Regions from separate parts of the Homo sapiens genome. Here region 1 is linked to region 2. Evidence: chromatin loops called from intact Hi-C (ENCODE). Cell type or tissue: chondrocyte. All regions are shown on one strand. Each heading gives the region's core, and the rest is flanking DNA. Links, peaks and the distances in the headings are about the cores only. Region 1 has its middle 15 kb from the start of SLC18A3. Region 2 holds the start of WASHC2A (WASH complex subunit 2A).

Region 1 (16,567 bases), core at 3,333-11,332, 470 kb before region 2:
AGAAAACAGACTAAGACAAATTTACAATAGCATCAAAAAGAATAAAATACCTAGGAATAAATCTAACCAAGAACATGTACAACTTGTACACTGAAAACTACAAAAACATTTCTGAAAGAAATTAAAGAATACTTAAAAAAAATTTCCATATTCAAGGATGATTCTTAAGATGGCAATACTACTCAAAATTATCTACAGATTCATTATAATTCCTATCAAAATTCCAATGGCCTTTTTTGCAGAAATGGAAAACCTGATCCTAAATTCATATGGAATTAAAGAGCCCCATATTGACAAAGCAACCTTGAAAAAGAAGAATAAAGTTCAAGGACTCACATTTCCTGATTTGAAAACATACCATGAAACTACAGTAATCAAAAGATCGTGGTAATGCCAGAAGTGTATACATTTACACCAGTGGAATAGAATTGAGAATCTTAGAAATAAAGATATGTCTGTGGCTAGCTAACTGATTTTTAACAAGAGTGTCAAGACTACTCAATGGGTAAAGAATAGTCTCTGCAACAAAGTGTGCTGAGACAACTGGATATTCACATGCAAATGAAGGACATTTGATCCTTACTTCATACCATATACAAAATTTAACACGAAAATGGATGAAAGACCTATATGTAAGAGCCAAAACTATACAACTCTTAGAAGAAAACATAGGTTAAATCATCATGACATTGGATTCACATTAGTTTCTTAGATATGACACCAAAAGCATAAACAACGAAAGAAAAAATAGATAAATTACATTTTATCAAAATTTAAAATGTTCATGTTTCAAAGGACACCACCAAGAAAGTGAAGACAGTCCACAGAAGGGGAGAAAATATTTGCAAATTGTATGTCTAATAAAACTCTAGTATCCAGAATATATAGAGAACTTCTACAATTCAATAAGAAAAAGACAGACAACCCAATTTTCAAATGGGCAAAGGACTTGAATACACATTTCTCCGAAGAATACATACAAATAGCCAATGGGCACATCAAAAGATGCTCAACACCATTAGTCATTAGGGAAACGCAAATCAAAACCACAAAATGGCACCACTTCACACCCACTACAGTGAGTACAATTTTTTTTAAACTAGAAAATAATAAGTGTTGGTAAGGATGTGGAGAAAATTGGAACACACGTGCATTACTGGTGGGAATGTAAAGGGTACAGCTGCTGTGGAAAACAGTTTGGTAGTTGTGGACAAAAGGTTAAATATTAAATTTAAACTGAATTGAACGTGGACACAAACAATGGTCACCAAGTCCCAGAACAGGTTGTGTGAGCCCCTTGAGGCATTCACTCAGCACTGTTTTGGACAAATCTCTATTTCAATCTATTCCTATATGTTAGTTATTGAAAAACAACAGACAATCCCCAAAACAAGTTGACCTTTTTGTGTTCCTTAATCCCAGTCATGAAGGTCCCTCGTGACTGGACCTCAGGCCAAACAACTCATTACAAAAAGACCTAGGGTCCCAGACCGTGCCAAAGCTTCATGAGACCTTTCCTCATCAGTGCACAGACAAGTGGCTGACTCTGGAGCCCAGGCTGCTGCTTCCCAGTCTGGTGGTGAAACCTCCATAGTCTGGTGAGTGTAGTGGCCAACTCTGGAACCCAGGCTGTTGCTTTGCGGTCTGGTGATGAATTCCCGATAGTCTACTGAGTGTAAATATGTATATATCTTTTCCCTTCTCCCCTTCCCATTGCAATTTGCTTATTATATCAATTTGCTTATTATATCATTTTCTTATTATATCTGCATTGCCATTTACGTGGGAGAAAGGTCGTTTACCCTTAAAGGTATTGTGTGTGTGTCTTTTCTTCTCCCCTTGCGTGTTTCCACACAGAACAGTGGTTCCTCAAAAATTCAAATACAGAATTCCATATGACCTAGCAATTCAAATTCTAGTTATATACCCCAAAGAATTGAAACTGGTACTTAAACAAATACTTGTACACTAATATTCATAGCAGTACTACTTGCAATGGCAAAAGGTGGGAACAACCTAAATGTCCATCAATGGATGATAGATAAACAAGCAGTGGGGAGGGGGGATAGAGAGTGACAGTCTAATAGATACAAAGTTTTCTTTGGGGGTGATAAAAATATTTTGCCATGTTATAGAGGTGTTGGTTACATAATATTACAAACATACTAAATGTCACTTTTAAATGGTTTCTTTTATATTATGTGAATTGCACCTCAATAAAATATCTATCTGGCTGGGCTCGGTGGCTCACACCTGTAATCCCAGAACTTTGGGAGGCCGAGGCAGGTGGATCACCTGAGGTCAGGAGTTCGAGATCAGCCTGACCAACATGGTGAAACCCTGTCTTTACTAAAAATACAAAAATTAGCTGGGTGTGGTGGTGGGCACCTGTAATTCCAGCTACTTGGGAGGCTGAGGCAGGAGAATCACTTGAACCTGGGAGGCAGAGGTTGCAGTGAGCCGAGATCATGCCATTGCACTCCAGCCTGGGTGACAGAGTGAGAATCCCTCTCAAAAAATAAAATAAGATATTTGTTTAAAATTTGATTATATATTTTCTAAAAGATCTACTCTTTTGCTGTGTGGAGAGTTGCATTAGTCGGGATAAGATAGTTTTGGTGCAGTGTGATGAAATCAGGATATTAGTTTTGGACATTTAAATTTGAAATGTTATAAGCTATCATAGTGTAGCTGTTGAATAGAAAGCTGAATATACATGTGTTGGAGTTCAAGAGACAGTCAGTCTGCAGAAAAAAATCAGGAATCACAGCATTTAGATAGTGTTTAAAGGTATAGGATTAGGTGAGATCGACACTGATAGTGAAAATAGGCTGTTGTTATGAGGTCATCTTGAGTCACTTTTGGTAATTTGTATGCATATTAGTCCATTCTCACACTGCTATAAAGACATACCTTAGACTGGGTAATTTATATAAAGAAAAAGATGTTTAATTGGCTCACTGTTCTGCAGGTCTGTACAGGCTTCTGTTTCTTGGGAGGCCTCAGGAAACTTACAATCATGGAAGAGGCAAAGGGGAAGCAGGCGCATATTCACATGGCTGGCAGGAAGGAGAGAGCAATGGGGGAAGTGCTACACACTTTCAAACAAGCAGATCTTGTGAGAACTGTATCACGAGGCGGCACTAAGGGGATGGCGCTAAACCATTAGAAGCCACCCTCATGATCCCACCAGGCCCCACCTCCAACAATCAGGATTACAATTCAACATGAGATTTGGGTGGGGACACAGAGCCAAACCATATCAGTATGTGTCCCTTTCATATGGGTTATCTAATTTATAGGTGCACAATTATTCATAGTATTCTGTTATAATCCTTTTTACTTCTGTAAAGCAGTAGTAATGTATCCATTTTCGTTACTGATTTTAGTTATTTGCATCTTTTCCTTTTTATTTTCTTAGTCTAGCTAAAGGTTTGTCAATTTTGTTGCTCTTTTCAAATAATCAGTTTTTTGTTGTGTTGATTCTCTCTATTGTGTTTCTAGTCTCTATTTCATTTGTCTCTGCTCTATATTTATTATTTCATTCCTTCTGTGAGCTTTGGGTTTGGTTTGCTCTGATTTTTCTAGTTATTTAATATATTACAGTTAAGTTGCTGAGCTCTCTCTGAGTGCTGTTTTTGCTGTATCCCCTACATTTTAGTATGTTGTGTTGATGTTTTCATCCATCTCTAAGTATTTTCTATTCCTCATACTTTGGAGGTATCTATTGGTTAAGAGTGTGTTGTTTAGTTTACACATATTTATAAACTTTTCAGTTTTCCTTCTGCTATTGATTTTTAGTTTTATTCCATTGTGGTCAAAGAAGATATTTTGTATGATTTCAAGCTTTTTAACTTATTGAGTTGCTTTATTACCTAACATGTTCTATTCTGGAGCGCAGTCAAGTGCACTTGAAAAGAATGTGTATTCTTCTGTTGTTGGGTAGAGTGTTCTGTAGATGTATGTTAAGTCTAGTTAGATCTTTAGTGTTGCTGAAGTCCTCTATTTAATTATAGTTTTCTATTCATTATTTAAAGTAAGTATTCGAAGTCTCCAGCTATTATTATGGAAATATTTTGCTTTTTAATTCTGTTAATGTCTGCTTCATTTAATTTAGGGTTCTCTTGATTAATGTGCATATGTTTATAATTGTTATATCTTCTTGATTAATTGACCCCTTTATCAATGCACAATGACTTTCTTTGTCCCTTGTAATGATTTTTGACTTAAAGACTATTTTTTTCTGATATTAGTGTAGCCATCCTAGCTTTGTTTTGGTTATTATTTGCATAGAATATCTTTCTCTATCTTCCCATGTTCAACTCACTTGTGTCTTTTGATCTAAAGTGAGTTTTCCATATACAGCCTTCAGTTGGATTGTTTTCTTAATTCATTCTGCCAATCTCTGCCTTTTGATTGGAGAGTTTAATAAATTTACATTTAAAGTTATTACTGATAAGAAAGGACTTATTTCAGCCATTTTACCATTTTTTCTGCATGTTTTACACTGCATGTTTTTACATGTTTCTACATGTTTCTTCTGTTTAGTTTATTTTTTGGAGTGTACCTCTTTGATTCCTTTCTCATTTTTTTCTGTAATATATATTATATATATTAATTTCTGTAATATATATTCTGTTATATATTATATATATTACAGAAAAGTAAGATATATATTATATATTACAGAAAAGTAAGATATATATTATATATCTATTACTTTTGCATCAACTGGTGCTATTCCACTTCTGGAACTAGAAGTCCCATATAGTTCCAGAAGTGGAATAGCACCAGTTGGTGCAAGCTCATAGTAACAGCCATGGGTTTGAGCAGGCACTGCATGATACAGATGGGAACCTGTGGGGTCTAGGAAGTTGGGCTGCTGCGAGGCAGTGAGGAGGATAACATTCATTCCTGACTGTTCCTGCCTCACCCCACCCAGTCCTTCCCCACTGGGTGCTCATGACCCCACAAAAGAAGGTAGATTACAAAAAGGGACATTTTTCAGGCTTTGAGTCTCAAAGCCTAAGAAGGCCCTTAGATTCTGCCTGCCACCATCAGGTGGAGCTTCACAGGGGAGGGACTCACTGAAAGATAATCCTTGACAGACGAATAGGATTTCATGGACAAGAAAAACATGGTGGATAAGAATAAGGATTCCACCACCTCTCCTTACTTCACCACCAGCCTCCCATCAATCAGGACCCCATTACCAAGGCTAACAGGAAAAAGAGGAGTTGGGGGGAACAACGAGAGAGTAGATTTGAGCAGATCCCAAAGAGGGGGTCCTGCAAGTTGCTCGCAGGCTGAGACTGAGGGAAACATAAGAATACAGGTAAGTGTGTTGGGTCTCTGAGCAGAGGCAAGCTAAGCCTGTATCCAGGTAAGACTCTGGAGATGTAGCAGGGGTGTTCTCAAGAGAAATGATCACATCAGGCTGGGCATCGTGGCTCATGCCTGTAATCCCAGCACTTTGGGAGGCCGAGGCAGGCAGATCACTTGAGGTTAGGAGTTCGAGACCAGCCTGGCCAACATGGCAAAATGGCGTCACTACTAAAAATACAAAAATTAGCCAGGCATGGTGGTGCGCGCCTGTAGTTCTAGTTACTCGGGAGGCTGAGGTATGAGAATTGCTTGAACTCGGGAGGCAGAAGTTGCAGTGAGCCAAGATTGCACCACTGCACTCAAGCCTGGGTGACAGAGTGAGACCCTGTCAAAAAAAAAAAGAAAGGAAAGAAGGAAGGAAGGAAAGAAAAAAAAGAGAGAAAGAAAGAGAGAGGGAAAGAGGGAGAGAGGGAGGGAGGGAGGGAGGGAGGAAGGAAGGAAGGGTTGCATTGGACGTCTAAGCAGAGGGAATCTTAGGCAATCTCTCAACAGAAGAATTCCTGAGAGCCAAAATCAGCCCAGAAGGGGCAGGAAGGTAGCCAGCCAGACCCTAAGAGGTCATGAGGTCACACAACAGGGATGAAGGATGCCACCCTCCCCACTCCATGACATGCACAGACAAATGATACCAAGAAGCAGAAGCCCTCTCTTCTCCAAATTCCAGCCTCAGCTATAAGGGAAGAGAGAAGGTCCTGTGTTGGCCAAGATTAGGATTCTTGCACTTCATCAGAGTGGGGGTTGGAATTAGAATAAAAAGGATTTCTATTTCCTGCATGCCTGAGTAGTGGCTACAATTTCTGCTCATTGCTGTAGAATGCAAGACAGGTAGTAGAGGCAGATGTGAGAGGGTGGAGACAGGATGTGCACTGGAGAGAAAGACATGGCGGGGCAGACAGCACCAGTCTTCCAGACTCCGCGACCAGTGCCTCCCCAGAGTTATGCACCTCTCAAGGTTCCCACAGCCTGTTGGGGTGGGGTGAGGCAGGTAGGGATGCTCCGAGCATCTGTCAGGCTGGCATCTGGTCTCAGCTCTGAGTTGCAGAACGAGAGAGCTGCTGCCAAGACCCCCTTTTTGTTTCTTTTTTCACCTTTCCTTGACTCAACAGCAAATGAATGGATCAATGCAGTGAAATAACCAGGAAGTGACCACTCCTGGCTCATCTATCCGTTCATTCAAGGAACTGTGTCCCAGGCAGCAGTGTAGGGAGGTGCTGATTCTGCCTGGCACCACCAGGGGGAGCTTCACAGAGGAGGGATTCATTGAAAGGGGAACCTTGAAAGGTGAACAGGATTTCATGGACGAGACAGAGTAGGGTGAGTGGCTCTACATCCAGACACATGAGGAAAGGCTGTTGGGTCTGGAATCTGGACAGAAGGGCCATGGCCCATTTTCCTCTGTGTTCCCATCACCCAGTAGAGAAATCGACGGAAGGAGGACAGATGGTCAGACAGATAAATGGGTAAAGGAGTCAGTGGAGGGATGGCTGCACTATGGCTATTTCAAGCAAGGTGGAAAAGACTCAAGAAACACAAGAAGCAAGTTAAAGTCTCTAATACAGTCAGCCTAGGTGCCAACTCAACCTCATTTCAAGCTTGCCCCTCTGTGTGCAATGCCCCGCTCCATGGCTCAGTGTGATGAGCTCCAGCTGAGGCCGAGAGCCAGCGTGGTGTGGTGGACGCACAGGCCTCAGCTCAGCCCAGCCTCCCCTCCACCCCTTGCATCATCACACCCAGCCCTGCTCAACTCCGCATGGGTCTTGAACCGGCAGACTCCTTTCATATGGGCTGTCCCTCCTCCTGGAAAATCACTACCCTCTCCATGTCCACTGAACTCTGATTTACTCTTAGATCCATTTGGGGACCCAAAAGGGAGTCTACACTATATTGTATGGGTGACCCTCCCTACCACTGCCCAGCTGTTAGGGGATTGCTTCTCTGCCTTTGTAGCTGTTCTCTACTCTCCCCTCGAGAACATGCGGGGTTATTCTACTTTTCTGGGGATATTCGGCTTAGCCATAGTTCCTTGGGAAACCTTCCCTGATTCTCCCACACTGGAGGAGTTGCTACTTCCTGGGTGCTCAAAGAACAACCTGCATTTCCCACATTCAAGTGTCTATCCCACCACACCCAAGTCACATCACTCTGAGTGGCATGGCCAGGATCTGGACAGCAGCCGGTCTGAGATGAGGGCCCAGGCACTCAGCGAGTGACAGTGCTCTCTGCCTTATCTCCAAGGACCAACAGGGAGCAGGGGGCTGTATTGTCAGCTGCCCCACAGTCATCCTGCACACAAGCAACCTCTAGCCCAGTGGCTTACAGCAGGCTACAGTAAGCTGAGATCACGCCACTGTACTCCAGGCTGGGCAACAGAGTGAGACTCCATATCAAAAAAAAAAAGAAGAAAAAATAAATAATCAGTACAAAATACAATAGGTAAATAATCACAGATAAAATTTTTAATTGACTAAACCATGGATAAAGTAATAGTTCATAAAGAAAACTTGCAGAGGCAGGAGTTACATTGGCAAAATTTGACAAGAAGTTTTAAGGCCCAATGGATAAATCAAATCTTCATTGAGAGACCTATAAGAAAGGTAATTTATCCCAGTGAAGATACTTTCAGTGAAATAAAAATTAAAATGAACAACCAGATGAATGAACGAAATTGAGGCAAACCCGAGAAAGAGCACATCATTCTCAGGAGTGACCAGATGGTGGCAGCAAACACCAGTGATGGAATCAGCCCAGCCAAGGTTCTGGAAGTGTGGTCTTCCCACTAGTACCGGAAAGTGTAGAATCATCCCAGGCAAGGACAAACAACACGCTGCTGCGAACGTGTTAGAAAGGCAAATCCCTAACCCACTGAATCAGTAACTGCTAGGAATGAGGCCCAGCAATCTGCATTTTGAGAAGCTCTCCAGGTGATTCTGGTGCACACTCAGGTTTACCCCAAGAGCAGTTAAACCCTGCAGCCAAGCACAGGGCTATTTTCTCCAACATTAGCAGGTGCTACTCGAGGAGTCGATTATGTGTTTATTTTACCAAACAGTTTCTGCCTAGCCACTAAACTGCTTTTTTTGAAAGAAACAAAATGCAGGCAGCTCTCTGTGAGACTCAGGTGCCTGCTGCAGTCAACCTTGAGTCCAGTCTGAAACAGGGACGGGGGTGGTCTGAGCCCTGTGTCTGCAAGAATAGCCCTGAGGCTGGCCACCCTTGCCCCAGCTGTCCTGCTGGCCTGAGCACTGTGGCCGCCGTCTCCACCTGTCTCCTCCTTTCCTGCCTCTTGCTTCTCACACTGATTCCCTGGAGCTGCTGGTTTTCTGTTGGTCTTGTGTCTCCTCTTGGGAAGAGACCCTATAATCTACCCTGGGGAATGGGGTTTGCATTTCTGGCTGTTGGCTCCTCCCAGCCCCGGAACTGGAGGTCAAACGTTATGCACCACAGAGCTCTCTTTCCATGGGTCCCCAGCTGATAAATTAGAGGAAAAACCCAAACCGGGCCCTCCTACTCCACCAGCTCTGTCCTCGTTCCTCCCACAAAAGGCCGAGTGATACCCTCAGTCACACCCCATGAGGGTGTTCCACCTGGGGTGCCTGGAGGGAGGTGAAGAGATGATGACATGACCCCCAAAGCCTTAGAACAGAAGTCTGGATACAGCAGCTGACAGAGCATGGTCTGTGGAGGAGAACAGATCTGGCCCAGTCTCAGTCCATCACTTCCTGCAGGGTTCATCCAAGTCACCAAACGTCACCGAGACTCCATTGCTATTGAGGCCTCAGTTTGCAAATCTTTGAAATGAAGCCAAACCTACATTTCTCACAGTTCACTAAACGAGCAAGCATGTAAATGCCCAGCACAGCGAGTCACACATGGTAGGGCCCCCGTACATGGACATCCTTCCCTTCCCTCAGGAAGCAGTGAGTTTCCTGTGCCTCGCAGTTTAGGAGCAGAAAGGGCCTCCCATTTTGTCAGAAACATTGTGGAGCATAGATTACAAACTCAAATGGCTATAGGATGCAGGAGAATCACAGAAACCAGTGCAGTAGCTGGATGGGGCCCGTGAGAAACGGGAGGGTGTGTGCTGGGTCTAAAGGGATCAGCGGGGCAGTTACCGGGCTAGTATGGGGCCTAGAGTCACCAGACTTTCTTGTTTTTCAAGAGAAGCTGGAAACATGTATGTGGGTGTGAAGCCCTGGCTACAGCCCGCCACTTCTGTTCTACTCAACTGTAGCAGAGGGGACCCAGGCCCAGGTCCCTCCTGCTGTGGCCTGTTGCAGCTGGCACCTGCGAGTCTCCTGGGCTTTGCAGCTTGACTCCAGCACCACTTACAAGAGATCTAGGAGCCTCTTCTCCATCTGTAAAAGGGAGCTACTCATCGTATTGACTTCACCAGTGCAATGGCAGTTGTGAAAGGGTTTTGAGACTGCATCCATAGTGGGGTGTTCCTGTCAACCAGGGAGAGCAAAGCACATCTAATAAGGACTCCCAGGGAGGCACCATTAGAGCCCAACACAGTCAGGTTTGTTACCTTGGTGCAATGAGAGAGACTGCACAGTGCACACCCGGGAGCATGGGGCATCCCCCAAGAGGAGTAACAGGCGACTACAGGATGGGGGAAGGGTGGAGCACAGGGACAGATTTACATAAAACAGGGCTGTAGGGAAGGGCTCTGCTGAGAGATGGACCTTGGCTCCTGTGCCCCTGGAAGCTACAAAGTTAAGATCAATGTGGCAGATTGTGTCTGAGGTCCCTTACCTGGAGTTCTGCAGCCGGGTTGGAAATGGAGGCTGTTTCTCTGAGCCACAGTGAGCCCCTGACTTGGGTCCTCCAGAGACTACTGGGAGGTCCCATTCTCACTTAGGATTCCAAGCAGCCCAGTGTCTGGCTGTCTAAGATTTCAGAGAAAAAGGTTTCTCAGCACCTCATCTTCTGTGGTTCTACAGATGTGGGGTCCTAACAACAGTAGGTGCCCCTCCAGCGCCGTCCAGGTTCCCCTCTCAAAGTTGCATGCAGCCAGCCCAGCCCACTCCCTCCTGCTCCTGCTGCTGTGGGCAGCCACCCATCTCTATTCCCCACTTCCTCAAATGTGCCCTCCACCTCTGTGCTTTCCTGGATCCTGGATCTCCTTTTCTGTGTTTCTTTGTTTTGTTGTGTTGCTTTTTGTTTTTCAGAGACAGGGTCTGTCTCTGGAGTGCAGTGGCTGGAGTGCAATGGCACGATCCTAGCACACCACAGCCTCAACCTCCTGACCTCAAGTGATCTGCCCACCTCAGCCTCCCAAAGTGCTGGGATTACAGGCATGAACCACTGTACCTGGCCAGGATCCTGGCTTTCTCTGGGGACACCATCCCTTTCCTGCCCTCCCTCTGGGTTAATTCAATAGCCCCTCCAGGGCCTCTGAGTACCAGCATCTGCCACCTCCAGGTCCCCATCAGAGGTGACCATGTATCCCGGGTTGGCTACATGTCATGGAATGGATGGTCACCCAGCTCCAGTGGAAGCAGAAAACACCCAGAGACCTCCTCTGCATTAAAGCGTGGGTCTCTGGGCATGCTTCTCCCTCCTCTCCCCCCTTCCTGAGACCAGCAGAGTGTCAGACACCGGAAGCGTCCCCATCTCTTCTCCCATCCTCCTGCAGGGTCCTCAGGCCCTGCCCCACTCCAGCCAGCAGCAGGTGCTAGGCCCGCATGACCAGACTCCCTCTTCTTTCCAGCTGACATCCAGCTGTTTCCTCACCCACCCCCACTTTGTTCCCTCCCCACATGTACCCTCATGCGGCATCCATTCCAGGGAGGGGGTACAGAGAGTAAACATAGTCCATAAACAATGTCACACATCAGATGGGGAGACACGCTGGAAAAAACTAAAGCATCCAAGGGGGCTAAGAAGTGCTGGTATGCGGTTTTAGACAAGGCCATCCTGGAAGCCTTCATTAACAAGGACGGATGGCAGGGAGGTGAGGGAAAGAGACAGCAGATGGGTTCCCTTCCAGGCAGAGGAAGGGCCCAGGCAAAGGACCAGAGGTGGACAGTGGGGTATGCTGAGGAGACACTGGGAGAAGTGAGGGCAGGGCAGGGCAGGGCCTGGGAGGGAGGGACGGCACTGCCAACCATCACAGGGCCATCACTAAACAGGTTGGCTGGGATCCCACGTTAGCTTGTTGGTGTTGTAAAGGTGATTACCTTAAAGAGGCCCCATTCACAGTGGGTGAGGTGGAGCCCAGCGTCATGCTTTTAGAGGACATTTGGCTTTCTGCACTAAGAAGTATAAAAATGGTCCTACCTCTACCTTTAGGACCAGTCATTACGCATCTGGGACTGTATCCTTACGAAAAAGCCCAAACATCAGATCCCTCAGCTTGATCCCTTTCATTAGCCATGGGAAGGCAGGTGGCTTCCTGGGCCTGGCACACTTCCTCTCTAGTCCCCAAGGCTCTGCAGTCCTACGTCCCCCTCCCCACACCTGGTCTCCCATCTGGACCTGAACTGCCTGCCTGGGGTGTGGCCTAGATCTGTCCCCACCAATGCAGGAAAAAATCGTCGTCCTCACCCTTCTGTCCTAAATGCCCTCTGCCAGATGCTTCTCAGACATCCCTTCTAATGGGCTCTAAAGATGGGCCTGTCTGACATAGGAGAGGGGACAACTTGGGCCAGCCTCTCCCTCCTGCCACGAGTAACAGGTCCTGTCTGGAAGTTCTCATGTGGGTACAGCCTGGCCCCCGTGCCTGGTCAGTGTGTCCCACCCCTCACCATAGATGGCTGAACAAGACTACTCAGGGCCAGGCCTGGCCCTGCTGGTCTCCTTCCAGCCACCAGGGAAAGGACAGAGTCTTTCTTTGAGACAGGGTCTCATTCTCACCTAGGCTGGAGTGCAGTAGTGGGATCATAGCTCACTGCAGCCTCCACCTCCTGGGCTTAAGGGGTCCTCCCACCTCAGCCTCCCAAGTAGCTGGGACCACAGGCAGATGCCGCCACACTTGGGTGATTTTGTAGTGATGGGGTCTTGCTTTGTTGCCCAGGCTGGTGTCAAACTCCTGGCCTAAAAGCAATCCTCCCATCTTCAGCCTCCCAAAGTGCTGGGATCAGGTATGAGTCACTGTGCCCAGCCTGAGGCTTTCTGAGCCGATCCATCTCTGTGCAGGGAGTCTGGAATCTGCTCCTTATCTGGGGTCAGATGAGAAGAATGTCCCAGGTCATGCAGTCTGCATCCAGATGGCATCTGAGATGTTCAAATGAGGAATGGCTCCTGCCCGTTTATCACTCGGTCATTTACAAACTATGGACAGCCTGCTCTGTGCCTGCCTGGTGGGACATGGAGCCCACCGATGCTCAAACACAACTTGCTGGGGCCTCACAGCCCAGGGGAGAGAAGCACACTCCTTTATGAAAGATACATGTGTGTGTCATCAAGAATTAGTTTGAAACTAGCTTTAAATGCAGTTTAATTAATAGCATCTTAATTACCCGGAAAAACAATGCTCTGGTAATTCTTCTTGGCACTCAAAGCAGACCATGTTTTCAACTGGGTTGGAGTGCCTGGTTGATCGGCCCCACAGACATCCCCCCACGCCTGTCCCCCACACACCTGTGGGATGCACACAGCTGAAGGCTACACCTGAATTCCTATCTCTAGCTACAAAGTATCCAAGTCCCTGCCATGTCACCATCTGGAGCTCCAGGCCTATCTAGAGGACACCCCTCCCCTACTCAGACAGCCATGAGTCAGGCTTCCCTGCAGAACCTGACCAATATGGCCAGTGGGCCAGAGTTAGGGTCAGTCAGGGATGTCCCTCACCCCTGCCCACACCACAAGGAGCCAGTTCTTCCCATCACGAAGTAAGCCTTTTCTCCAGGCCCCTTCTGTGACATCACTAGGAGTTTGGGGTCTGGTCCTCTCAGGATCTCGAGTCAACATTCCAGACTTTTTCTCTCATGGAGACCTCATCTTGCCACATGGACACTGTGTAGGCTACCAAGCTCCCTCAGATGTGTTTTAACATCCTGTATCTCAACAAGAGAGAATCAGAACTCTGGTCACTTAGCTTCCTGAGAGACCCTCCAAAGAAAGCCACCTTTGGTGTGTTCCTTCTGCATGGGTCAGGCACGGCACCAGGTGCTGGGACACGGTGATGACAGATCTGAGAGGGTCACAGACCATGTGTGTGACACACTGTCCGACCGTGATCACATGTAGTGATAGGGGCGGCATTGCCAAGCAGCCCGCTGTTCGTGGCCCAGGACTGCCCACGTGACCACCATTCCTCCTGGATGCTGCTCTGGTGCCCTCCCTGCTCTGCTGGGGCTCTACCAGCTTCCTTTCCAGGTCCCAGCCCCATTCCTGAGCACAAACCACAGGTGAGGTAAGGGTCCCAACACCCCTCACCTCAGCACAAGCCCACTGTCCCCTGGCTCCTGCAGGGGTGAGAGGAGGGCTCTGGGCAGAGCCACCTGCAGCTGAGGCTGGACACTGGAGGGGATGGTGAATGCTTCAGCTCTTTCTTCCTGCCTCCACTTCCCAAAGGTGAGGAGCTTGAAGCCACCCCTGAAGCCACTCAGTATGGCCTCTTGTGCTATGAGTCACCCAGCCCCTGGAGCCCTGATCAATCATTAAAGCTACATTCATGGGGTCTCGGCACACAGGCTCTGGGTCCACCTGCCTGGGTTCAGATCCTGGTTCTGTCACTTCCTAGTGGTGCAGTAAATTACTTCATCTCTCTGTGTGTCAGTTTCATCACATATAAAGTGGGAGAGAATAATAATATGAACGTGATAAGGGTGTTGTGAGGAGCTGCAGGTTATAAAACCAAATTAGTGTGTTGTGAACTGCATTTAACAAATAAAATGAATAAAAGAGCATGCCTCACTTCAGAGAGGTTGGTATGCATGTGTGGCGCAAACCATTCCAGGTGTTTTTCTGCCTGAGGTCCCATTGTTTGGGCTTGGGAGATATGAGATGGATTCAACACAGGCCAAGAGCCCTTCATGACAAGACTGGGGTGGAGGCATGTGCACAGGGGCCAGCACTCGCCTGTGTTGAGGACCCCACTCTGCTGGGAAAGGGGGAAAGGAAACACAGTCAGCAGTGGGACCAGGACAGCAGGACACATGTGTCCTGGGCAGGCACCCTTGTGTGTGGCAGAGAGTGCAAGGTCCACACACCCAGGGCCTCAAAAGCCAAGCTGCACTGGTACATTTGACCCCAGGCAAAGAGAATGTAAAGCAGGAGGATGACCCATTAGACAACTATCTAATGAATTCCTACTATGGGGAAGAGCAACATTTCTTTTTTTTTTTTTTTTCTTTTTTCTTGAGACAGAGTTTCACACTGTCGCCCAGGCTGGAGTGCAGTGGCATGATCTCCACTCACTGCAACCTCTGCCTCCTGGGTTCAAGCGATTCTCCTGCCTCAGCCTCCCAAGTAGCTGGGATTAGAGGCATGCACCACCATGCCTGGCTAATTTTTTGTATTTTTAGTAGAGATGGGGTTTCATCATGTTGGCCAGGCTGGTCTTGAACTCCTGACCTTGTGATCCGCCTGCCTCGGCCTCCCAAAGTGCTGGGATTATAGGTGTGAGCCACCATGCCCGGCCTGGAAGAGCTACATTTCTAAAGGTTGACTCAGGGAGCAATTTGGGGGATCAGGAGCTGGTGTCAACACCGGGTGAGGGGATTTGCCAACAGGCTACTGCAATAGCCCCAGCAAGAGCTCTTAAGGACACAGGTCAGAATGTCTAGAGAAAGAAGAGATAAAGGGTGCCCAGCCCTCTGTACTTGGGGCTGAAAAGTCCCCCTTACCCAAGGGAGGACACCTACATTGACCCTGCACACAGGTCAGAGGGACTATGGAAAGAGAAGGCCACAGAGGAAGCCCTCAGACCTCCAAGCACCAAAGCCACACAGCCAAGTGGATGAAGAACTCATGAGCGTGAGTCAGATGGCCTGTGTCTCGGCACATTACTCATCCACCTGTGCTGCCAATTTTCAACTGATAAAATGGGGCCCAGAAGAGGACTGACCTCACAGGGGTGTTCTGAGAGTGAAAGCTAATGACAGTAAAAGCCTTCCGCTGTGTCTGGCACCATGACATCTCCTGACCTGTCTCTCTCACATCAGACTTGCCTAGACACGGCGGTGGCTGACAGCCTGGGAAGACACACTTCATTGAAACTGGGGGACTTTGCAGGCGCCACTGCTCCTCTCTGTACCCAGCCTGCAGTGACCATGCAAGCACAGTATGCGTGCTCCTCAGGGCTCAGCCTTCCCACTAGATGGGGCTTCCTCCTGTGTCTCCCCCATCTGCATCCAGGAGCCCCTTTCAGCAGAAGCCTGTTTACCTCAAGATAGATGATCTTGAACCCATGGCTTCATTAACAAAGCACACAAGGTAGATGGTTGCTATCTACCCACCCAGAACAACTGGCTCCTAAACAAGCTTGTCCAATTGATTTTCACTAAGCCCCCCTCTGCCACTGTTTGCCAGGCACTGGGATATAGAGCAGAGGCATAGCATTTGTCTCCATGGGCATCCTTCCGAGGCAGTCCCCTGCACACAGCCCCACCCTCCCTCTGCCCTGGTGTCCTAGGAGACCCCTGCACCAAACCTACACTTTTCCAATATGAAAAGGGAAGTGACCTGGCTGATCAGTGCTGACCTTTCTAATCATGACAAGCTTCGGAATTCAGGAGAGATGGCTGCAGCCTTCATCTGTCTCCTTGGTTTTCCCAACAAAGCCAACTGACTGTAAAATACAGTTTCCCTTAAACATCTTTTCTGCCTACCTGACTAGTCAACCAGGGTAGCTGTTTCCTGGTCTCCCCAGGGTGTGTCTGGAGTATTTGTCAAGAATACTTCAACTTCCTTCTAAGTGTCCCTGCATCCACTCCAAACTCAGCAGAACTTTGGCATAATGAGAAAGCCCTAAGTCTTTTCAAAACTGACAAACAGGCTTGTTCCTCCATTCCACAGTTATTGATTCAGGGTGTTCTGTGCCAGGCAGTGAGCCTGGCCACCTCAGCCCCCACCCTCAAGGCTGCATTCAGGGCGAGGAAATTGCCATGTGAACACATCCCCACCATTCAGTGTGATGAGTACAGTAGTGGATGCGTGATCATAACACAAAGGGGTTGAGGGGTGGGACACAGCTCAATTCGACCATAAAAGATGAATAGGAGTCATCCAGGAA
Region 2 (14,793 bases), core at 6,794-14,793:
AGGATGTACTAATGAATTAACACTAGTTATTTACAAATAAGGCTATAAATAAGAAGGTAATTTGAACAATGTGTCTTACCATTTGTATTTTCCACTTAATGTACCTATAAAACATTCCCAAGTCAACAAGCATAGACCCCATTCATTTTAACAGTCGCACAATATTCCACTGAATAGAACGGCCATAGCTTACTCTACTGATGAATATTTTCACCACAGTAAGCACTGCTGTACCAAATGGGGCATGTGTTGCTGAAATGAGGTCACTGACTCATGAATGTCCGAAGAGACTAGGAGTTGTCAAAGAAAGCAGCATCAATTTACTAGTGATTCTAAATCAGTTCTCAAAGATATCCACTAAGTGAGAGCCCTGTGGAGCTATAAAAAGCACTACTACCTTCATTCACTGTCATCTTCACCGAGACCTGCACGAATTCTGCATCCGTTTGCACTCTTTCTAGATTAACTAGGCTATTGTTTTCCCTCGCACTTCGGCTTCCATCCTTGCTTTCTACACCTAACACTGGAAAAGGACAGTAAGTCCAGACAGTCTGCTTCTAAATGAATTCTGATTCCATCTATTCCTATATCATCCTTTTTTATTTTTTCAAGTTGCTGAAAATCATGTGCAACTTAGGGATCTAGGGATCTACCTTTCTTTTCTGGAAGACCAGTCAATGGATCTAAGTCTTGCTATTCCAGGTGTGATCTACAGACCATGAAGCTTGCTGGAAATGTAAATTCTCAGGCCCCACCCTGGACCTACTGAATCAGAATCTTCATTTTGACAAAAGCCTCTGGGAGATTCATCTGCACATTTAAAAACAAATGATTTACAGGAATGACTTCAGGAACACAGGACTTACATTTAAGAGGAAAAAGAAAGGAGAATGCCAAAAAGAAAGGAGTGGCCAAGCGGATGAAAACCCCATAATGTGAAGAAAGACCAAGGCCACCTGAGCTTTTTGGTAGAGAGAAGAGAAGCCGGGAAATAACTGGCCAGCACACAAAATGCTGCTCATGTAATTGACTAAGGTCGGCTGGAAGAAAGGATGATTAAAACTTTATAATTCCAAAGGTCAGAACTGTGAATTAAGCAAAAATTATAGGGATAAAGACTTGAGCCCTCTATAAGGAAAATAATCATAGTAATTAGCTTACAGAGCAGAAAAGATTGGGTCATAAAACAGACCTCCCAGGCACCACACCTATGTAAGTACAGACACAACAGCTCAATGACAGGAATGCTGGAGAAGGGATTCTGGTACTATAAGAGATACAGAACTAGGTGAGCTTATCTTCCATTTAGGCAACATTCTCTTTCTGGCTGAAGTCCTAGACACAGAGGCAGGAACACATACCTGTTTTGGAAGGCTAGCTGTGGGGTGTCGAGAAAAAGTCGTCATCATCATCACCATCATCATCATCAAAGAGGCCAGTGGGAGGGGGAAGGTAGGGGCTTTTCCTTGGAGTGGGCTGCTCAGGCTTCTGTGGCTCCTTCATTGATGGAACGGAGGCAGCACATCCGTGTCTCCTGTGAGTGAAGGGACAAGACAGACACAGCTGTGAGCCAGTGTGGGCCGGTTGAATTTACAGAAAAAAATTATCACCCACCAAAAACTTTTCATTTCAGTTAATCCACAAAATGCATTAAGAGGGCCCAATAGCCTCCATCCATTACTGCTACAGAACATCTCACAACGGAGAATCACCAGGTCACTCAAACACAAAAAAGTCCAAGGCCACTGAGCTCTAGGAGAATAAGAGCTAATATCAGTAAATGAGCTCTTTCTATAAGATGCTCAAAGCCCTTTGAAGCTCCCAGGTACTTCCTCATCTCCAGCCAGGCTTTAGAAGATGATAATTTTGAAATGGAAAAAACAGTATTTGTGTAGTTTTTAGAAAACAAACCTAAGTTATGTTACCTAAAAATACAGAAACAGCTCCTGCTGGGATTTTCTTTCCAGGTTTGGATGATGAAGACTCTAGAATGAGAAAGCAAGGGGCAACCATTTTTACAAGGGAAATAACTTTCCTTGCTATTTTATTCCTGAAATATGTGCAATGTAACACACAGCTAGTACCAGACATTTTGAAACTACTTTTTCCTGAACAAGCCATTTTAAAATGCTTTGGTATTTTCTTCTCTACCAATGTCAGGACTTTTTTGGGGATTGATACAATCTGAGCTGTGACTCCAATGGAAGAGCATGCTGACCGTCATCAAGCCACAGCAGTGGGTCAGCTGGGGGACACCAAGGGAGGAGGTGAGCACAGCAGAGGCAGGGACAGCATGACCAGGGCTCCCCCAAACAATTCCGCCTTTACCCATTCCAGTTGGATGAGAATGAACGAGTGAAAAAGAACCGCAAAAACATGTGAGTCATCAGTAAAAAATAAAGACATAAGAGCAAAGGGGGAAACCAAGCAAGTCACTGATGCCAAAACGTGGGCAGCAGAAAGCAGAGGAGAGCCAGGCTAGCAGCCCGCACAGCACGCACAAGGAGCGGCCTCCAAGGCCCAGCTCTGATGCCTGTGCCCGGGAGACTCGGCACTTAGAATCACTAATTCCCAAGTCCCAAGAACTGCCACAAACCTATGGAGTAACATTTGTAGGTTAAAAAACATATTTATATTTGTGTTTTTTAAAAACTGCACCAATGGGACAGGTGCGGTGGCTCATGCCTGTATTCCTAGCATTTTGCCAGGCCTAGGCGGGTGATCACTTGAGGATAGGAGTTTAAGACCAGCCTGTCCAACTGTCCAACACGGTGAAACACCGTCTCTACTAAAAATACAAAAACAAAAACAAAAACAAAACCTGCACAGATGATTTTAATGCACACTGGGTTGGGGAATTACTGGTCTCCAACTTATATACAGAATGTTAAAAATGTTTCTTTAAATTAAACTTCATTCAATGAAAATCATCCTCAACAGTGCTCTAGGGTACTTTTCTTGTTTGACTTTTTATGAGTTCTCTCCTAAGAAAGAGGCAAGACTGTGGTATGGGTTTACAGATGGTACTGTGTTTTCCAAGACATGAATTAGTGAAGATGAATTACTTTCAACTGGACCACAGTAAAAACAATAGCTTCCTGCTTAACACAGAAACAAGGCTTGGGAACAACCTTGTTCCATCTCCTAGTGAGGAAGACAGTTTTGGAACTCTGCACACAGAGACACAGCTGCCCAACCCCAGCTTACCCTCCTTAACAGAGGCTCCAGCTTGCCAATCCTGGGGGGCTTCCGTGAAGAGGTCACTCTGGTTGAAATAAGGTATATGACAAAGAATTCAAAAAACCAGGAGAAAGCACAGCTGCATTTGAGGATTCCTAAGGAAAAATAACCTACAAGATTTAAAGCTACATATTTACTACTCTGACAGAAAATCAGTTGCAAAGTGATAACTATGGCAAAATCAGACCCTAAAATAATTTAGGCCTGTCCAGGAATTAAAAACAAACGTGGAAGACAACAGATAAGGCAAGAAACAATCACCTAGTAAATTATTCACATTAACACGTGCACATCTTCTCCTCACCTAACAAAGCATAGAAGGATACGGCATTTCTCACTCTGTGATTCTTAGTTCAAAATGTCCCAAAATATGAAAATAGAAGCAACTTCCAACTGAGAAACTGTTTTTTCCCCACTAAACAAGCAAAGCCTATTTCTTCCCTGTGGACCCCTGACACAGCTAGCTGCAGGGAGTGTTGCTGGGTGCCATGGACTCACCTCCTCATCCTCATCATCAAAGAGCCCCTTGCCCCCACTGAACAGGCCACCTCCAGAGCCAAATGGCGAGAAGTCCTCGTCGGTCAGCTTGGGGGGTGCGAATAAGTTATCCTCTTCATCTAGCAAACAGAAAGCAATGTTTTGCAGGGAGTATTAAAGATGGGGCCAGAACTCAAATTCCCGGGTTGGCATCTGCTGTGTCTCCAAACTGGCATGGAGTTTATCTGGCCCTCTTTATCAAAGTGTGAGGCAGTCTGATGAATTTCACACTAACCCCCTGGCACAGTCCACTGACACCCTCAAAAGACTCTCTGGGCCTCCACTCTCAAGTCTGTCCATGTCTGCGGCAGACAGCATTCATTCTCTAGGCCAGCACCCTGGATCTAGATTTACTCTGAAGCAAGCATTCGGGTCAGATGCCACATTCAAGACCCATTCCCCCACGAATCTGGGGGAAGGAAGGGCAGAATAAACAAAGGGATCTGCAAACTGACACAGGGACACGTGGAATGTAATGGACATGGCTGTTTAATAGGAAAAGGCCTGGTGTATCCTTTATTGAAAACAAATGGTAGAGATCCCTAAGTTTCTATATTTCTAAAGAATTCTAGAAAGACAAGAAATGATTGCTGTAAAATCTAATAAATCAAATCTCTACAGGAATTTTTACTCCACACCCACATATCCTCCCAGCACCCCAAAACATGCCTTCCAAGGCTTTTGTTTGTTTGTTTTTGAGACGGAGTCTTGCACTGTCACCGGTGCTGGAATGCAGTGGCACGATCAAGGCTCACTGCAACCTCTGCCTCCCGGGTTCGAGCGATTCTCCTGCCTCAGCCTCCCAAGTAGCTGGTACTACAGGCACCCACCACCATGCCAAGCTAATTTTTTGTATTTTTAGTAGAAATGGGGTTTCACTATGTTGGCCAGGCTGGTCTTAAACTCCTGACCTTATGATCCACCCACCTCGGCCTCCCAAAGTGCTGGGATTACAGGCGTGAGCCACCGCGCCCAGCCCAGAGGCTTTAGAAAAGTAAATGGAGACAGACCCATTTGTCAGAAGGAAAACAGCATGTAAAGCAGTACTTCATGAATTATATAAGCAACATTCCCGAGTCAAAGGCTCCTAAAATAACAGAATTCAGGGAAAAGGCCCACCATCCGAAGGAGTTCTCCTTTCCTTCTTCTCGAGTGTCTTCCGAAGTTTTGCTTCTCCTGAGGGTAAGGCTTGAAGAACAGTTCACAGTTTTAATAGTACTAAGTCCTCCCTCAGTATACACATCCTGGTTCTTTCCACGTCTGTCATCCTCATAACTCACAGCTAAGAGCAAGACATCTGCCTTTCATCTCAGCTGCACTAAACCCCCTGTCCTGCCCACAGTGGGCACTCAAGAGTCTCTTTGTAAGGTAGAAGGCTTCTGCTTTCATCCCAGGCTCATGTGCATAACAGGATTGTATTTGTTGAAAGAATTATTATGTTATCTTTCTACCCTGTTATAACTAGAATATGCTATATAGCACATTCTTATGTGTTCAAAATATAGGAGTAAATATTCAGCCAGGAATTCTTAAGCTGTTGCCCATGGTTCTCTGGAGTTTCCATTAATCTCCTGAAATTATATGTAAAGTGTTATCTACATGTGTACATGTACATTTTTCTTGTGAGTCCACAGTGTTCAGTTATCTAAAGGAGCTCATTAACCAAAAAAGGAATAAGCGCTACAATTTAAGCCTCTTCTGCTGTAGTAATTACTAATAAAAAGGGAAATCCACCTTTGGTGAAGCCAGCAGAGGGCTCTGCACTACCCCCCCCTACTCCCCGTCAATGAGGCTGGGTCTCACTTGTCGGCTCCTCGTCCACTCCGCCCACGGCATCCCCCTTGATGCGGGCAGCCAGCTCACTGCAAACGAAGTAGGTCTGCTTTTCTAAAGTAGGAGAAATCAAAAGAATCTCTTTTTTGTAACAAACTAGTACACTTCACTTTGGACATCTAACAACATTATGTATACAAGAGCAAAGAAATTGAACTGAGGAGAAAACTGAGTTTAATTAAATGAACTTAAACATATGTACCCTATACAGCTCACCCAAGGAATAGGACTCATAAAATGTTCCTTCAAAGGGAGATGCTCTTTATTTCCTTATTTTTTTTAATACTTGACTTTAATACTTAAAAATCTGAATAAGAAAATAAGAAAAAGGTCATGGGCAGAGAGACAGGAGCACTACGGTCTTCAAACTCTGGAACCAGACATATTCTGAATGATCTGACTCATAAAATCATAACATCTGGACAAGAAAGTGGTACTTGTGAGGCAATTTGAGATGCTTGCCATTATTTTCCAAAGTGTAAATGAAATGACAAATATGCCAAAATGAGAGATGTTCAAAGTAAGTCACAATAAAAAATAAAAAAAGTCATTGGTTCTAAAACCCTGCCAAGTGATAGCAACTACAGCCTTCCTTACAGTTCTAGTATTTTCTTCAATGTCCTCAATATCTTTCTCCTCCTTCTCAGAGTCAGCAAAAAGGTCACAGCCATCATCATCCTCTTCCTCATCACTCACTTGTGTGATGTGCTAAGAGTATAAAATAGCAAATTAGAACTACTAGTTATTAAGCTAAAGAAGAGATACTGCCACTTAGCCTTTAGGCTGCTCCTTCAAAATCGTAACAGCTGTTTAAAATAATAATCATAATCATGATGCAGTAAGTTATAAAGCAAAAGATGTGCTGGAACAAATAATACACAAGATTTACTTCAAATCTAAATAAAAATGCATTCTTTAATAAGAATGTAACCACAAGAATATAAAAAGCAAAATATTAAGATATAAAAATTGTCTGTTACTAGAGAAATATTTTTATTTATTTATTTACTTTTTTTATTTTTGAGGAATTTTGTTCTTGTTGCCCAGGCTGCAGTGCAATGGGGTGATCTCGCCTCACTGTAACCTCCGCCTTCTGGGTTCTAGCAATTCTCCTGCCTCAGCCTCCCGAGTAGCTGGGATTACAGGCACCTGCCATCATGCCTGGCTAATTTTTATATTTGGTAGAGATTGGATTTCACCATGTTGGCCAGGCTGGTCTCAAACTCTTTACCTCAGGTGATCAACCTGCCTTGGCTTCCCAAAGTGCTGGGATTATAGGCATGAGCCACCACGCCTGGCCTATTACTAGAGAAATATAAACAAAATCAGTATAGTCTTACCTTAGTAAGAATACTGAGTAATAGTTAAAAGGTAAAAGCTGTAACAATTAGAGAGCCATCCAAGGTAGGTCAAGCAAAAAAGTTCCAATAACAAATCCAGCACGATACCGTGCCCCCTCTACATACAAGCATTTCTATGGAAACAGATATATTTATAAAAGCAAAGAAAAAGACGTGGAAAGACATGCTCCCAGAGCATGATCCTAGTTTCCTCTGAAGAGTATGCAGAGAAGGAAAGTACTGGAAGGCTCAAACTTAGCCTCATCTGTTAAGTTCTAATTTTTCCAAAGGTACACAGTAGTATGTATAACTAAAAAAAAATTTTGTTCAATGTTTGAATCAATGAACTGTGCCAGGCATGTTACTAAAAGCACTTTATTATCTAATTTAATCCTTACAACTTTGGGGTTAGCTGCAGCACACAAAACCAACCTGTTGCATAAGCTAGTGCTTTTACTCACTATACTGTACTGTTTTGAAAAACAGTTTGTGGCCAGGCATTGTGGCTCACGCCTGTAATTGGAGAACTTTGGGAGGGCGAGGCAGGTGGATCACCTGAAGTCTGGAGTTTAAGACCAGCCTGGCCAATATGGCAAAACCCTGTCTCCACTAAAAATACAAAAATTAGCTGGGCATGGTGGCACACGCCTGTAATCCTAGCTACTTGGGAAGCTGAGGCACGAGAGTCACTTGAACCCAGGAGGTGGAGGTTGCAGTGAGCCAAGATCATGCCACTGCACTCTAGCCTGGGTGTCAGAGTAAGACTCTGTCTCCAAACAAACAAATAAATAAATAAATGGGCTACTCTATTCAGGAGAAGTTCAGATTTTGGAGTCACAATGTTTCAGTGATAAATTCCAGGGTGTGGGACGTAGATTAAGGGTGTTAAGTACGTGGCCACTGAAGTTACCCATGATGGTGTTACATAAAATCCAAGTTTGGTAATTGGCTCGCCTCAATTTTACCAACCAAGTTCCAAGTTCTAAAGTGTGTATGTGTGTGTGTGCGTGCGCGCACGCACGTGTGTGTGTTTTAATCAATGTGGGGGAAATGGAAGAGGTTGGTAGATGGTGACTTAAAAATGAAGTCCCCTTAAGACTCTAAGACTGTTTTTGCAGACAGCAGTCTTAGTCTTCTTCCAGGCTGGAGTGGAGTGGTGCAATCTCGGCTGACTGCAACCTTGGTCTCAGGGGCTCAAGCAATCATTCCACCTCATTCTCCTGAGTAGCTCAAACTACAGATCTATGCCGCCATGTCCAGTTAATTTTTTTTTTTGTAGATATGGGGTTTCACCATGTTTCCCAGGCTGGTCTCGAACCGCCTTGGCCTCCCACAGTGCTGGGATTACAGGTGTGAGCCACCATGCCAGCCCAGCCTTAGTGTTAACACTGTTATAGGTTACTGTAACATATTGGCTCACAGTGTGTGTTCTCGGGTCTGCCTCTTTCCTGGTTACCTAATCATAAGTAAGTTACTTCTCCTTTCTGTACCTCAGTTTCCTCAACTATAATTTGGAAATAATATTCCCTCCCTCATAGTCATTGTGTGAATTAAATGAACAATGTATAAAATGGTAAATACTGAACACTTGATAAATGTTAGCTATTATTAAAGGAGAGACTGATATTTAAATGATTACAATACAATGTAATACCTTAGGATAAATACATAAAAAACAACTTTTTTCCTTCCTTATTTTACAGCTTTATTACTGATTTCCCTCTAAAAAGAGATCCAAATAAATGTGGAGCGACTCATTCTCATTATAGAGTAAGGAATCACAAAGTACCATAGTCACGTAACAAAAGCAAAAAAAAAAAAAAGCAATTGTTTTACCTTTCAACTGCTGATGTTATGTACAATCTATCACAAGAAGCATAGCTGTGCATTCATGAGCTGATTGTATTAACCTCTAGAATTTTAGAAACGAGCACATAGGAGGGCGTTTCAAGTATTCCTGATACTCCTTGTCATCTTCTGCGAATCTACTAGCAAACATCTCTTCAAAATTTGGAACAGCTTTGGCAGTGTCAGTCATTCCGAAATTCCCAAAGATTTGAGGCAGCTGTATTGTTTAATGTTTAGGTTGTTTAAATCCGCCAAGGGCTGTGTCTATCTAGCTCGGGCCGAACCCCGCCAGCGAGACACTAAGAGACCGCAGGAGAGGTGGCCTCTGGCCCACCACACCGTGGAACTCCAGACCACCCCAGCTCTCCAATGTAGTGGAGACCCTTCCGCTAGCCATCGAAAATAACTTAAGTCACTTAAGCTGTACTTGGGATAATCAGGTTATTTAATGAGGTGATAACTGAGGTGACTACAAAAGAAAAGTCTGGGATTGGGTGTGTGAGCAAGGTGCATGGGGACAGTGGTATGTTCTAGGTTGAAGGCTCACCCTAGGCCAAGCACCGTGGCACCTGTTTTACAATATCATAACTTTAATATCACATCCTTGCAAGATATGTAGCTTCGTTTTACTGAGGAAAGCTCAGAAAAGTTAAATAACTCGCCCTTGGGCACACATGACTGGAAAGAAATTGGGATTTTTATTTTAGTAAGTAAGTTGGTCAGGCACAAGGGCGACTCAGCAGAGGGAACTTCAAGGAAGTGTGAGACAACAGCTGGAGCCCTGAGCTGGGAGAGTGGAGGACGAATTATAAAGAGTTTTATGCCTGCCATAATGAGAAGCTTGTCCTTGAACTTGAGGGCAATGCTGAGAGTGCAAAGGACTTTAAGCAGGCCCTACACAGTGGCAGCCAAGCAGGTCATAAAGAGCAAGATGATGCCCAGGCAGATCAGGGATTCTCTATCTACAGAGCGTCCGCCTACCAGCTCCTTCACAGCAGCGGATTTTGCTGCAAGAGAAGAGGCAGCAGGCCAGGCCTTTTCCTTCGCCCACAGCGCCTACGTCGAAGGCTCCCAGGCTGGTTGCTCCACTGGCTGCTTGAGGTCCCCTCTTTCCAGACCCGCCGAACTGGCGGCCGGTGCTGTGGCCGATCCCGCGCCGCTGCCTCGGGCCTTGGGGGGCAGCGCCACCCGGCCAACCCGCCTCTGCAGCGTTCCTGGCGTCAGCCCCTATCCTCCAGCTTCCTCCGCCCCAACCTAGGGTAGAACCCCAAACTCCAGTCCCAGTCCACTTCCGCAGCTTCCTCCCCTCAGCATGGCAGGTCGGATCACGTGCGGGTTCTGTCACGTGACATCAGGTCACGTGAGGCCGGTCACGCCCCGGGCAGCTTGGCTGGGGCTAGGCTTCCGGGGCTCTGCAGTCCTCGGCGTGTGCTGGCAGCTTCGGAGCCCACCGAGCCGGGCGGCTAGGATGGTGAGGGCGCCGGGCAGGAGAGAGGCCGGCCTGGGCTGGGGCCGCCGTCCCTGCCGCCCTCAGGCTCAGCTTCTCTTCTCGTTTTTTTCGCTGCAGATGAACCGGACGACCCCCGACCAGGAGCTGGCGCCAGCGTCGGAGCCCGTGTGGGAGCGGCCGTGGTCGGTGGAGGAGATCCGCAGGAGCAGCCAGAGCTGGTCGCTGGCGGCCGACGCGGGCGTGAGAGGCGGGCCCCGGGGACGCGAGAGCGGCAGGGGTGACGCTTGGCTTGCGCGCAGGAGGGCCGGACCGCGACTGCCCCTGCACCTGGCCCGTCCCGTTGCCTGCCCTCTTAGGAACACACGCCCCGTTTAGCCCCCGAGAATGCCACCCTGGCAGTCCCCGGCCACCAGGGAGAGGGGCAGACACTGACCGTGGCCCAGACGCGACGTTCCCTTCATGGGGTTTCTGGCTCAGCTCCATCCGGAGGGGAGATCCGTTTCCGCCACACTGAGGGATTGCTCGGGCACTAGGGAGGCGATTCCTGTTGGGACCTGGACTAAATGGGGTGGGAAACAAGCCAGTATGTGGATATCCTTTAATGGGATTTTTCAAATCGGGGGCCCAAAAAGCTCAGAACTGTTGGAGTCCCAAATGAATAGGATTTTTGAATAAGAGTGGTGGTTGATTAGCTAACCCTTGGTCTGTGATCTCTGTAGATTGACAACCAAAGAGGACTTTTAAAAGGAGACAGGGTTTTGCCCTGTCGCCCAGGCTGGAGTGCAAGTGGCTTGATCTTGGCTCACTGAATCCTCTGGGGTTCAGGTGATCCTCTCACCTCAGCGTCCTGAGAAGCTGGGACTATAGGCGTCCACCACACCTGTCTGATTTGTTTATTTATTTAATTTTAGTAGAGATGGGGGTCTTGCTATGTTGCCCAGACTGGTCTGCAACTCCTGGACTCTAGCGATAACCCTGCCTCAGCCTCCCAAAGTATTGGATTACAAGCGTGAGCCACCATACCCAGTGCCAAAAAGGGATTTTAAATTTTTCCAGAAACGAGATAGGTGTCCATTAGCTCACTGCCACTCTTTTGATGAGCTTTCTTAGTGTTTTCCAATGTCACTTGGTTTTAGTACTTGTCAAACCAGCATTCCAGCCGGGCACAGTGGCTCACACCTGTAATCCTAGCACTTTGGGAGGCCGAGGTGGGCGAATCACGAGGTCAGGAGTTCGAGACCAGCCTGGCCAACATGGTGAAACCCCGTCTCTACTAAAAATACACAAAATTAGTTGGGCGTTGTGGCGGGCACCTGTAATTCCAGCTACTCGGGAGGCTGAGGCAGGAGAATCGCTTGAACGCGGGAGGTGCAGTGAGCCGAGATGGCGCCATTGTACTCCAGCCCAGGCAACAGAGTGAAACTCTCTCAAAAAAAAAAAAAGCATTTCTTTCACATTCTAACACTCAAAGGTGAAAGGAAATGGGTTCTTTTTTGATGTGACATGCAGAATAGTTACATGTAACATTGATACTACTGTATGTTTATTTTTTAAAATAGCTACTACAGTTTCTACAGGAATTCTCACAGCAAACTATCTCTAGGACCCATGAAATCAAGAAACAAGTGGACGGACTAATTCGGGAAACCAAAGCCACAGATTGTCGCCTGCATAATGTCTTCAATGACTTCCTTATGCTCTCTAATACCCAGTTCATTGAGAATGTGAGTTATTTAGTTATATTATCATTCCTTTTTTGGGAGTAGGAGATATTGTAATTTTAAATAACTTACTGTTAGGTTCCCTCCTAAATTTTGGTGGAAGTGTGGTTCTTGGTAATTGTAGCTTTTTTCTCTGGGATTAATACCTCTTTTTTATTTGTAAAGTTTTAAGTCCTTTTTTCCAAGCCTCTAAAAAAGTCTAATGATAACATTTTCTTATACTTCGGTGCTTCCATCTTTTGTCGTTTTGAGAGTAGTCAGCAATTGTGCTGAATTTTGTGGCACTCACACTGCCTTTGTTGTGGCGTGATCTGTAAGGACAGCTGTTTACCTGGTTAGACCCTCTGGACACCAGCATATGGTTTCACTTGTTGATTGGGGTCATTCTGTTCTGATAAATTATATTCAGGGGATATATATGTCTGCTTGCAATACTCTCAACTAAAGTTTATGATGGCTGAACTTACAATATGGAATCAACTGTAAACAGATTACTGAGCTTAAATCTATGTGTGATTTTTGTCTATTTACTGTTTCTTCTAGGTGGTAGGAATACATAGGTAAATTAGATAGAGCCTCTCCCTTGGCAAATAGTATAATTCCAGCATACAAAGGAAGTAAGTATGGCTGGAGCAGAGTGGAGACTTAAGAGATGAGGATGGAGAGGAAGCTTAGGTAACAGACCTGTGTTTCTCATAGGGTGTCCCAACTTTCTGAATATCAGCATTCATTTGTGGAAAAAGGATTATTAAAGTAAGCGATCTCCTGAGATTGTTAGATATAAAGTAATAAAATTTTCAGAATCACAAAATTATTTAAAAAGCCCAAGATTTAGAATAGTTAAGAGAATGCCATGTAGTCAACTTGTGCAGCATGTTTGTGCATTTTTTAATAGCTGGAGTTAAATGCCACTTCCTGTCTTTTTTTGGAGAGCTATATATAAAATAAAGACATTAATAAAGGTGTTAGAGATCTCTTTGCCAGTTATTTCCTTTAACAGCAAAGGAGTACTTATGAGTTTGAAAAATAACAAGTATTCGGCCAGGCGTGGTGGCTCATGCCTGTAATCCCAGCACTTTGGGAGGCCAAGACGGGTGGATCACCTGAGGTTGGGAGTTCGAGACCAGCCTGACCAACATGGAGAAACCCCGTCTCTACTAAAAAAATACAAAATTAGCCGGGCATGGTGGCGCATGCCTGTAATCCCAGCTACTTGGGAAGGCTGAGGCAGGAGAATCGCTTGAACCTGGGAGGCGGAGGTTGCGGTGAGCCGAGATCCTGCCATTGTACTCCAGCCTGGGCAATAAGAGCGAAACTCCGTCTCAAAAAAAAAAAAAAAGTATTCAAGTAAAATCAGTAGTTTTCTGATTGTTTACACAGAATGTCCATGCTTGGTCCTGACTATCTCACTGGAAAAGTCAGGGACTCTAGACTCAACTTCTCTGGTGTGCACAGCCCCATAATGTTTTCATCAAGATTAATTTGGTGTCCTTTTAAGCACTCCTGTTCTTTTCATTCTGTACTTTTCTTGCTGGATCAGGTAGTCAGCACTTCTCTGCAGTCAGTGCTGCAGCACCAGAGTCCCAAAGGATTTGGGAAGTTTCTTTTTTTTTTTGAGATGGAGTCTCACTCTGTCACCCAGGCTGGAGTGCAGTGGTGCGATCTCCGCTCACTGCAAGCTCCGCCTCCCGGGTTCACGCCATTCTCCTGCCTCAGCCTTCCAAGTAGCTGGGACTACAGGCGCGTGCCACCACGCCTGGCTAATTTTTTGTATTTTTAGAAGAGACGGGGTTTCACCGAGTTAGCCAGGATGATCTCGATCTCCTGACCTCGTGATCCGCCCACCTCGGCCTCCCAAAGTGCTGGGATTACAGGCCTGAGCCACGGCGCCCGGCAAGGGAAGTTTACTTTGTACCCAGTGTGCTTGTACCAGATTGGTACTAGATTGGTACCAGATCAATACTTCAGTGGGAAGAAATGGGGAACATCATACAATTTTTCTCAATCACAGTCTTAGGTCTTATCTTTTCTCCAGCTCTTTTCTAGCCAAGTTTTCGTAGATTCTGAGTTTTCCATGTTGTAGTTTTTGTGGAGTTTTTTTGGTTTTGTTTTATTGTGTTTTGGTAATTGTTCTTTATTTCTGTCCAATACTGGGGATTTCCTGTTTTCCATCCATCTCTCCATCCCTTTAGCCTTAGCTTTTTTTTTTTTTTCTTCCGAGACAGAGTCTTGCTCTGTCATCCAGGCTGGAGTGCAGTGACACCATCTCGGCTCACTGCAACATCCGCCTCCCGTGTTCAAGCAATTCTCCTGCCCACACCTCCCATGTAGTTGGGATTACAGGCTCCCGCCACCAGGCCTGGCTAATTTTTTTTCTATTTTTAGTAGAGATGGGGTTTCACCATGTTGGTGAGTCTGCTTTTGAACTTCTGACCTCAAGCGATCTGCCCATTGCAACCTCCGCCTCCCGGGTTCAAGCAGTTATCCTACTTCAGCCTCCCAAAGTGCTAGGATTACAGGCGCGAGCCACTGCGCTCGGCCCTTAGTGTTAAGTCTTGATGCCCCTTCGCCTTCCAGTCTGCAGCCAGAACTCTTCTCCGGATGTGCTGGTTGCCGCTGCCAAATCTTAATTACTTCCCAGACCTTCTATAAGGCCACATGCTATAGGTTTTTTTAATTTGTGGCAAAGCATGATAATACTGAGAAAACAGCTAATGCTTAATAAAACTCTGAAAAAATATAGTTGCTGATATATATTTGTAAGTGATCTGGCTTTTTTTTTTTTTTTTTTTTTTTGAGACGGAGTCTCACTCTGTCGCCCAGA

Evidence for each region. Peaks named below come from ENCODE experiments on the same cell type or tissue, not always from the same donor. Only the 100,000 strongest peaks of a DNase experiment are listed, where the experiment ranks them.
Region 1: it touches region 2 in a loop (7-fold over the local background); 6 of 110 quality-filtered maps call a loop at or near these places.

What each region holds. Positions count from the first base shown.
Region 1 is chr10:49,586,615-49,603,181 of GRCh38, forward strand. No RefSeq gene overlaps it. Among named protein-coding and RNA genes, the nearest start is that of SLC18A3, 15 kb to the right of the region's middle. RefSeq lists enhancers at 6,511-7,012, 7,013-7,512, 8,121-8,622, 8,623-9,122. In chondrocyte, for the core only: CTCF peaks have their summits at 6,617 (motif pointing right), 6,870 and 8,094 (motif pointing right); no DNase peak of the experiment used is centred there.
Region 2 is chr10:50,057,740-50,072,532 of GRCh38, forward strand. It overlaps WASHC2A (WASH complex subunit 2A), which reads left to right and starts at 10,215. Exons shown (of 31, transcript NM_001005751.3): 1 at 10,215-10,269; 2 at 10,366-10,488; 3 at 11,808-11,972. The coding sequence starts at 10,267. It also overlaps the pseudogene FAM21EP. RefSeq lists a silencer at 9,889-10,038. In chondrocyte, for the core only: no CTCF peak of the experiment used is centred there; a DNase peak (open chromatin) is centred at 10,162.